2 separate regions of the Homo sapiens genome follow, and region 2 is linked to region 1. The links are chromatin contacts, found by Hi-C or POLR2A ChIA-PET in ENCODE. All regions are on one chromosome and are shown on one strand. Each heading gives the region's core, a stretch centred on a gene start or an enhancer-like site at or near the end of the contact. The rest is flanking DNA. Distances are from core to core; before and after follow the strand shown.

Region 1 (4,364 bases), core at 1,459-3,958:
TGCTCCTCATAGCCAAGGAGGTATTCCACCTCCTGCTGGAATGTAATTAAAGGGAGAAACACACTGTATGAAATATATGTCTATATCATGACTTGTTGCCAACATCTTGAGGCACATTATTTGTTTCCAATAAAAGTAATGTTTTTTTTTTTAAGCCACACAATGAGATATCACCTCACACCCATCAGAATGGCTACTGTAAAACAAAAACAGAAAATAACAAGTGTGGACAAGAATGTGAAGAAAGTGAAGCCCTTGTGCAGTTGGAGGGAATGTAAAATGTTCCAGCCACTGTGGAAAACAGTGTCTTCATCTGTTTCCTATTGCTATAACTGAACACCAGAGACTGGGTAAATTATAAAGAAAAGAATTTATTTCTTACAATTCTAGAGGCTGGGAAGTCCTAGGTCAAGGGACTGCATCTGCTTGGCCTCTGGGGAGGGCCTCATGTCATAACATGTCAGAAGGCATCACGTGGGAAAGGGGTGCACTGAGAGCCAAACTGCCTTTAATAACAAACCCAGGCTGGGCACAGCGGCTCATGCCTGTAATCCCAGCACTTTGGGGGAGCAGGGGGTCAAGGCTTGCAGATCACTTGAGGCCAGGAGTTCAAGACCAGCCTGGCCAACATGGTGAAACCTTGTCTCTACTAAAAATACAAAAATTAGCCAGGGATGGTGGCAGGTGCCTGTAATCTCAGCTACTTGGGAGGCTGAGGAAGGAGGATGGCTTGAACCCTGGAGGCAGAGACTGCAGTGAGCCGAGATTGTGCCACTGCATTCCAGCCTGGGTGACAGAGTGAGATTCTGTCTCAAAAAATATAATATAATATAATATAATATGGCACAAAGAATACTAAATAGACCTCTGTACTTGCCCACACAGGTTTAACAAATGTCAACATTTTGCCACATTTGCTTTCTATTTCTTTTTTCGAAAAAACAAAACAAAAAAACCCCCAAAACTGATAAATCTAAAGCCCTCCCATTTTCCCTTGTATAGATAACCAGTGTCTCAAGTTAGTGTAGATCCTTCTTGACCATGTATATATACACATACATACATACACATTTACTACAGAGGTATATATCAATGTATACAATACCATATCGATAATATGTATATTTCATACGTATATAAAATATGGGGGCCCAGGAAGCGATCCTCTTGCCTCAGCCTCCAAATTAGCTGAGATTACAGGTCTAAGCCACCACGCCTGGCTAATTTTTATATTTTTAGTAGAGATGGAGTTTCACCATGTTGGCCAGGCTAGTCTCGAATTCCTGGTCTCAAGTGATCCACGCACCTCAGCTTCCTAAAGTGTTGGGATTACATACACAAATATAACACATACATTAACAATATATGTACATATATACTATCATACTGTGTAAATCTCTTTGAAATTTGCTTTTTCACTCATTTTTGAGATTTACCCGTGTTATTACATTGTAGATCTGATTCGTTAATTTTAAATGCTCCATAGTTTCCCATTGTTTGAATAAACCTGTTTATTTATTTGTTCCTTTCCTAATGGACTGTTGGTTGTTCCCATTTTCGTTATTACACACAGCACTGCAGTGAAAATTCTTGTATCGATGTGTGGGTGTTTTTTCCTTTTGAGACAGGGTATTGCTCTGCCACCCAGGCTGGAGTGCATTGGCACAATCACAGCTCACTGAAGCCTCAACTTCCTAGGTTCAAGCAATCCTCCCACCTCAGCCTCCCAAGTAGCTGAGACTACAGGCGCATGCCACCACACCCAGCTAAATTTTAAATTTTTTGTAGACAGGGGTCTTGCCATGTTGACCAGGAGGATGGTTTCAAAACTCCTGGGCTCAAGTGATCCACCCGCCTCAGCCTCCCAAATTGCTGGGATTACAGGCATGAGTCACCGCGCCCGGCCTGTTTTGCGAGGCATATGGTTGCTAGATCACAGTGCATGCACATCTTCGGCTTTAACTAGCTATCGCCAAATTCTCCAAAGTTGATCTGAAACCAGTGGAGCGTGTCAGCACTGCCCCTAGCATGCGCACACCAGGCGGGGGTGTGACAGCCCTCGGGCTAGGCCCCAACCCCACTTCGAGATCCGTGCGGGGGCCGGGAGCTAGCAGAGGCCAAGCAATGGGAACAGGCACCTCCAAGCCTGCAAGGACAAGGCGAGCACCTTCCTGGGCCCCCAAAAGTGCAGAGGGGCCCGAGTCCACAGCCCGGACTTGGGCGGCTGCTGCCGCTCCCGGCTCCCGCCTGCTACGTGAAGCGTGATGCCCGAGCCGCACCCCTCGCGGCCTGGGGCGGGGGCGCCTGGTCCTCGCTGGGCCGGGGCCGGGTCTGGGGCAGGGGCGTCCTCTCCACGAGCCTAGCCCCGTGGCCCCGGCGCTCAGGGGCAGCCTGGAGTTCCCCTCGCCCGGCTCGCCGCACGGCCCGGGGCAGGGCGCCTCCGGGAGCGGATCGTGGGCCAGGGCCCAGCCGTCTGTTGTGTCAGGCCCGCGGTCACCCCGATGAGGGGTGGACCCCAGGGACGCTGCCCCGGGCGGCCCTGCGCAGAGCCTCCTCCGGAGGCGCAGGAACTCCGCACCTTTGGTAGGGCAGGCGCCGCCTCTCCCTTACGGCGCTGGGCTTCCGAATGCGGCCCCAGCTTCGCCTCCTCCCAGCGGCCTCCTGGCGGCAGCAGCGGGCAAGAGCGGCGACGCGGGGCCAGGGTCCGGAGGCCCTGATCTGGAGGCACGTCCCGCCCGGCCGCGCGAGGGTGGGGGCGGCGCAGTCGGTTGCCTCGGGGACGCGGGCACAGGGTACCCGCCGCCACTGCTGCTCCAGCAGCCGCTCCTGCCACCGCCGCCCGCGCCCCAGCGCGGCGGACGGCCCGCCGCTGCCATCAGGTTTTGTCACAAAGTGAGTTTAAACCAGGACGGGCGCTGTGGCTCACGCCTGTCATCCCGGCATTTTGGGAGGCCCAGGCGGGTGGATCGCCTGAGGTCAGGAGTTCGAGACCAGCCTGGCCAACATAGCAAAACCCCTTCTCTACTAAAAATACAAAAATTAGCCAGATGTGGTGGAGGTTGCCAGGAGGCTGAGGCAGGAGAATCTCTTGAACCCGGGAGGTAGAGAATGCAGTGAGCCGAGATCCCGCCACTGCACTCCAGCCTGGGTGACACAGCGAGACTCGTCTCAAAAATACATACATACATACATACATACATACATACATACATACATGCATACATACATAAAGGAGTTTAAACCAAATTTAGGGGAGCAAACTTAGTTTTCAGAGTTTTTCTATTTTGGAATTGCAAATAAAAGATTTTAAGCTTCTACCAATTTGTATTCCCACCAGCCGCTTATGACTTCTCATTTCCCCATATCTTTACCAATATGGTGTTATTAGGCTTTTTAATTTTTGCCAATCTGATAAGTGTGAAATGAAGTCTTTATTTTGATTTGAATTCTCATAATTACTAGGGAAGTTGAGCATTTTTCATTTGTTTATGACAATTCCGGTTTCCTCTTCTGTGAATTTCCTGTTTCTCTTGAATTGTTCTTCTTTTATTGATGTATTCTGGACACAAACAAGTTGTACTGAATTGCCAATATCTTGCCTTTTCATATTTATGGTACCTTTCATCATAAAGAAGTTTAAAATTTCAAGGTAGTCAAATTCATCAACATTTTCCTTTATAAAATATGTCCTTCTCATCTTATTTAAGAAACCCACCCCCTTCAAGTTCATGGTTGTATTTGCTTGCAGATTTTTTTTAAGTTTTAAAGTTTGGCTTTTTATATTTAGTTTTAAAAAATATATCCGGAGTCTATCTTTGGGTACGATGTGAGGAAGGAATCTAGTTTTATATTTTGCATCTGTTAGCCAGTTGTTCTGGTATTATGTACAAATTGGTGTCTTATTTTCCCGCTGATGTGTAGTAAAACCACCTCCATCACAGTCCAAGTTCCCATCAATATGTGGCCCACCTCTGGGTCCTCTGTGCAGCCCCATGGTCTCTTTGTCTGTCTTTGCTAATAATAATTCTTTATTATGGTAGGACAAGCCCCTCCCATCTTATTTCTCACTTTCTTCTTCAATAGTGTCCTAGCTAGTCTTGGCCCTTTATTCCTTTATTATATAAATTTTTTAAAAACTTGTTTATTTCCATAGAAAAACTAGTTGGATTTATTTATTTATTTATTTATTTATTTATTTATTTATCTATTTTTGAGACAGAGTCTCCCTCTGTTGCCCAGGCTGGAGTGCAATGGCGTGATCTCAGCTCACTGCAACCTCCGCCTCCCAGGTTCAAGCGATTCTCCTGCCTCAGCCTCCCAAGTAGCTGGGATTACAGGCATGTACCACCACGCCCAGCTAATTT
Region 2 (4,535 bases), core at 1,817-4,316, 190 kb before region 1:
ATATGGGTGGGAATCTGCCCGTGTCAGAGATGGGACTAAGGAAGACCCTGAAATCTGGTCTTGACTTCAGGACAATGCTGGAGGAACCCACGCATCAGATATATTTCTTCTAAAGGCGAGACGGCCAAGACCTGTACCCACCCAGCTGACTCCAGGGAACCCAATCCTATCCTCCTTTGAGTGCTCACCTCCAACCTCAGCACCAGAGGATGTGACGGGAATGAAATGACATCGGCTCCACTTGCCCAAAGGAACATCTGCACCCGTAACCTGGCATCCTGATCAGCCTCAGTGTCATCTGCCACCCCAGCTGCTCGGGTATGACTCTGGCACAGGCCTCCCAAATGGAGGCTCCACGAGTATCACTTGGATGGTGGTGAGGCTTGTCAGACATCCCTGGAGAGCACGGGCCTGGTTGAGCAGATACTGTGCCAAGGAGAAGCACGTGCCACTGAGGAAAGAGACTTCTTCAGGTAAAGGACACAGCCCCCAGAACTGCAGGGATCCCCAGGAACATGGAGGCCTCACACCCCTACCCTGCAGGTCCCTTCCTTGTCATCCTTCCTTTACACTGCGCCCCAACCTGCCTCTCCATAGCTGGTGCCCCATAGCATGGGTCCTGGGCCCATCCTCCATGGTGTGTCATGGCTGTCCCAGGCAACCTACCCATGGGCCAGTCTGATTTGGGAGGCTGGGTTCCTCTGTGGCCACAGAACCAACCATCCCTTGGAGGCTGCCACAGTGGAGCTGGAGCAATAGCTGCCTTGCCTCTAAAAGCAAGACCATTTAGCACCAGCTAAAATGGCAGTCTAGACAGAGAGCTCCCACGGGCGGCTTCCACAGGGTGTGTGGACAGGGACAGGCCAGCCATTGTGCTGGACTGGCTGGAAGTGCAGCAGTGACAGGCAGATGAGCCACGCCTCCTGTTTACCACCAGCACCTGTTCTGACTGGTCAGAGGTCATGCCTACCATTAGTTAGTGGTCCCATCTCCTCTGCGAGAAGCTTGGGTTTGGCAGCCAGGAGGCTCTACCCCTCGCACCATCACACATCAGCTGTGTGGCAGGATCTAGATCATATCATCTTAGTCTCCTTCTCTGTAAAGCAGAGAAAATATAATACATGCCCCATAGCACTGCTGAGAATTTGCTGCAGACTCATGTATGCAAAGTGTTTAGTCCAATGTCCAGAACATATAAAGTGCTCACTAAATAGAACTCTGTTAGTGTTACTCCTGCTCAGCCTGCAGAATGACCTCGAAAAGGAGGAGCATGAAGACTTTTGGCAGGTGCCGTTTGGATTATACCCCACCCAGGCTTTTTTGCACCTTTGCAAAAAACACCTCTTTCCAGACGACTGACTTTGCAAACAAAGTCAGCTCCACCCTAAAATTGCAGGGCCTGAGATGGGGAGATCTCTTCTGTGGGCAACTCTCAAACCCATGATCTTGGCTATGTTAGCAGCCAGATGCCAAGGCCTATTATAGGTTGTCACCCTAACCCTGACTTTGGTCGTTGGCTGCCACAGGACCCTCTCAGTGGCCCAGATCTTCATGTCTCAGAAGCAGGGCAGGGGGTTAAATCTGTTGTGACAGATGTCACAGATGTTAACATATAAATGAGTAAATGAATCCAAGGCACAGGCTAACATGGACACCAGTTTCCCATGTATAGTAGCAGGCTCCCTCAGTTACAGAATCATGTCAATACTCATTTGTCAACCTAGTAGTGTTAACAATCTTTTCCTTATGTATGGTACCATATCACTTCCTCTACCTGGATTGTCAGTGAAAATTTCAGAGGCTAGGAATTAGAGTAGATCCCTGATAGCACAAGGGTGACTGATGTCCCAATCTTCACACACAAACCCAAAGCTGGCAATGTCCCTAAAGCACATCATTCCCTCCACAAAATACAATCATGTGTAACTGAAAATACTACAGACCCTTCCAGACTTCTGATGGGATGTACTGTGTATTCAACATTGAGTAAAGAAAAACAAAGCTACATCGGGATGTGGGTGCTGGACAGCACACTGGGCTCACTCACTGGCTCAGGGATGCTCACCTGCATGCCTGCCATCGAGTCCAGCCTCAGCCAAATGACAAGTCACTGCTCATCCTTTGCCGTCACTCACAAATCATGAAACCTCTCATGTGAAACCCACAAGACTTAAAGGTGTACTTCATCATTCCCATCTTACAATGAAGAAACCAAGGCACCAGCCTTTGTAACTTTCTTGAATCCTGTGGTTAAAGAAGGGATTCCAACCTCAATCTAATGCTCTCTATGCACCTCTCAAAATAATGACTCCTGCAACCCACACCCTAAGCTGTCTTGACTGGTACAAGCAGGATGGCAGTGGGCAGGGTCTACCTCTTTTGCGATCCAAAGCCCAAAATCCAGCCACGCCTAGACTGTTCCAGGCAGTGAATCCTGTGAATAAGAGCCACAGGCTTGCCCACACCCTCTAAATGTATCCAGCCACCCAACTGGGCCACCACCTCTGGTCCTGACTTGCAATAACCTACCCTCTGGGCTGTACCCCACCCCTGGCTCTAAGCCAGCATTAAATTCATTAAAACTAGCCATCATGCTGCCTATAACCTGAGGCCATCCCTTTTAAGAAGATCCTAGTATGCTTTACAGAGTGACACGAAGTAACTGGACAGCCACTCCATTCGTCCATCACTTGCCTCTTGTTTTATTTAGTCCTCCTGTGGCAGGTGCAGTTGTGGACCAGCTTCCAGCTCACCAGCACCCACAAGACCCTGACTCCTTTCTCCTCAGTAGGCAGCACCAGACTCTTACGTGGTGCCCACAGCAGTCTTTGCTCCTGCCAAGTCCCTGACTATACCATCCCGAACTTCAGGATGCCACCAAAGCCCTGGCAACTTACTCCAGCCTTCATTCCAGTGGTCCCTGAAGCTGCTGCTCCTCCTCCACTATTGACCCATTCTGTCCATGCCTCGGGGAAGCTCCCCTTACATCTTCCACTTCCTTCCCAAAGCTGGAGTGCATTTCTGGGGACTTCCCACCAACCCAGCCAGCTAAGCAGTCTAGCCTGGCTGCCATGGCCAACTTGTTGCAAAATGATTTCTGAGAATGTAAGGAGGCCTCTGGAGGTTGTGATGCAGCTGACAGTTCCACGCACAGGCACGCAGCGACCATAGCACCCAGCTCCGAGGGGACCAGAGGCAGCCCCTTGGCTCCCAGCACTGCCCAGCCCTCAAGGGCGCCCACGGGGGCTGACATTCATGGGCATGGGACAGAGCAGGAGAGGCACACAGGGAAAGTGGGGCAAGGAGAGGAGAAAGTACAAGTGACCTCAATCCTTGAGCTGGGCATTTCGCAACAGCCAGCCCTCTCCCGGCCCGGCCCATACCCGCACTCTCCTGGGGAAGCTGCCAGGCTTTTACATTTGTGTAGAGACAACCTCCCCGCCAAGCCTCCCACTAGCAATCCTGCCTTGACGTCAAACTCAGAGTCGGGGAACTTCAAACACAAACAAACAAGTCTAACCCAGACCACAAGTGGAGATATTCCCAAGGAGGCCAGGGGTGAGAACGGCCACAGCTGGGAGCTCAGGGCCTCCTACCCTTCCCTATGCTCCACTGGGAATGCAAAGTCTGAGGACCTGACAACAGACTGTAGATGGGAGATTCAACCCCAGGCTGAGACAAAACGAGCTCACTTGTCTAAGAGTATGACTGACTGCCTTTGGCTGGTGCAGCAGTGGGTGCAGGAGACCCTGTATGGAAGCACTGATGAGTTAGCTCCTCTGTGCAACTAAGCACCCACCTTAGATAAATCACATAAATCACCTGTTCCCACTGCTCCAGTACTAAGCATGAGCAGTCAGGGAAAGAAGACTATGAGGTCAACTATGGTTTAAAAGCACCCATGATGCTTCCTGGGAAATGCAAAGCTTGAGCTGGGCCAGAGTGAATGGCCAAGGGCCCGAGTTTTCTCAGCAACAACTGCTAGGCCATTTTATGTGCCACGGAGGTTGTGAGATGCAGCAGAACCAAAGAGGAAGGCATTTCCCTGACCTAACAGCCTAATACAGCTCCCACCTGCAAAGCCAAGGTGAGTCAAAACACTGCTCTTCAGAAAGCAATTATTTGAAAAGTCAGTAAATGATCTGTCTTGATCTGCCTTTCAAGTTTTCCTTCCTGCCTCAATTGATGTAACCCCCCAATATCTCATGTGTTGTTAGTACCAGCAGTCCTTAGGGGCTGTGGGGACCAACAGGACTAAATCATGAGAAAGAAAGACACCCACTTTACCCCCTAACTCCCCTGTGCCTGAAGCAATTGAATAACGGCAACAAAGGACTTCTGACCATCATCCAGTCATTCAACAACCAAACCTCTTCCCAATGCCCGGCACCGTTGGACTCCAAGGACAACGGTCGTAAGCGGCAGGGGTCCATAATTTTCAGGAACCCACACAAGTTGGGGGAACAGATGTGTCCGCACAGACACCTGACCGAGGGCTAGGAAAGGCAAAGCAACAGACAGCAGGTCTAAGCGTC

Evidence for each region. Hi-C counts contacts between places; a loop is a spot of excess contacts on that map. ChIA-PET counts read pairs that join two places held with the same protein, here RNA polymerase II (POLR2A). Pooled maps may share reads with other maps.
Region 2: a loop to region 1 is called in a map of IMR-90, with 4 times the contacts of the local background. The contact joins two enhancer-like sites. A Hi-C loop is called at or near these places in 5 of 168 maps with a recorded cell type or tissue (GM12878, IMR-90, K562 and 1 more), 17 of 37 single-sample maps with no recorded cell type and 14 of 50 pooled maps. POLR2A ChIA-PET finds 5 or more read pairs at or near these places in 3 of 52 experiments (AG04450, WTC11 and naive thymus-derived CD8-positive, alpha-beta T cell).

The regions. Positions count from the first base shown.
Region 1 is chr17:27,347,540-27,351,903 of GRCh38, reverse strand. All of the region lies in intron 2 of LINC03146 (long intergenic non-protein coding RNA 3146), which reads right to left. LOC124903959 (a long non-coding RNA gene) reads right to left here. Exons shown (of 2, transcript XR_007065679.1): 2 at 3,413-3,559. It overlaps LOC124903958 (a long non-coding RNA gene), which reads left to right. Exons shown (of 2, transcript XR_007065678.1): 2 at 156-1,538. It also overlaps the pseudogene SYPL1P2. Among named protein-coding and RNA genes, the nearest start is that of LINC03146, 17 kb to the right of the region's middle. RefSeq lists a silencer at 2,299-3,008. Within about 2 kb of position 2,708, at least 28 of the 41 ENCODE cell types and tissues checked have a DNase peak (open chromatin) inside an H3K27ac peak, as active enhancers do.
Region 2 is chr17:27,539,427-27,543,961 of GRCh38, reverse strand. The region is part of intron 1 of KSR1 (kinase suppressor of ras 1); the gene reads right to left. LOC124903960 (a long non-coding RNA gene) reads left to right here. Exons shown (of 2, transcript XR_007065680.1): 2 at 1-4,163. Among named protein-coding and RNA genes, the nearest start is that of KSR1, 85 kb to the right of the region's middle. RefSeq lists enhancers at 155-655, 656-1,156, 2,966-3,765. Within about 2 kb of position 3,066, at least 21 of the 41 ENCODE cell types and tissues checked have a DNase peak (open chromatin) inside an H3K27ac peak, as active enhancers do.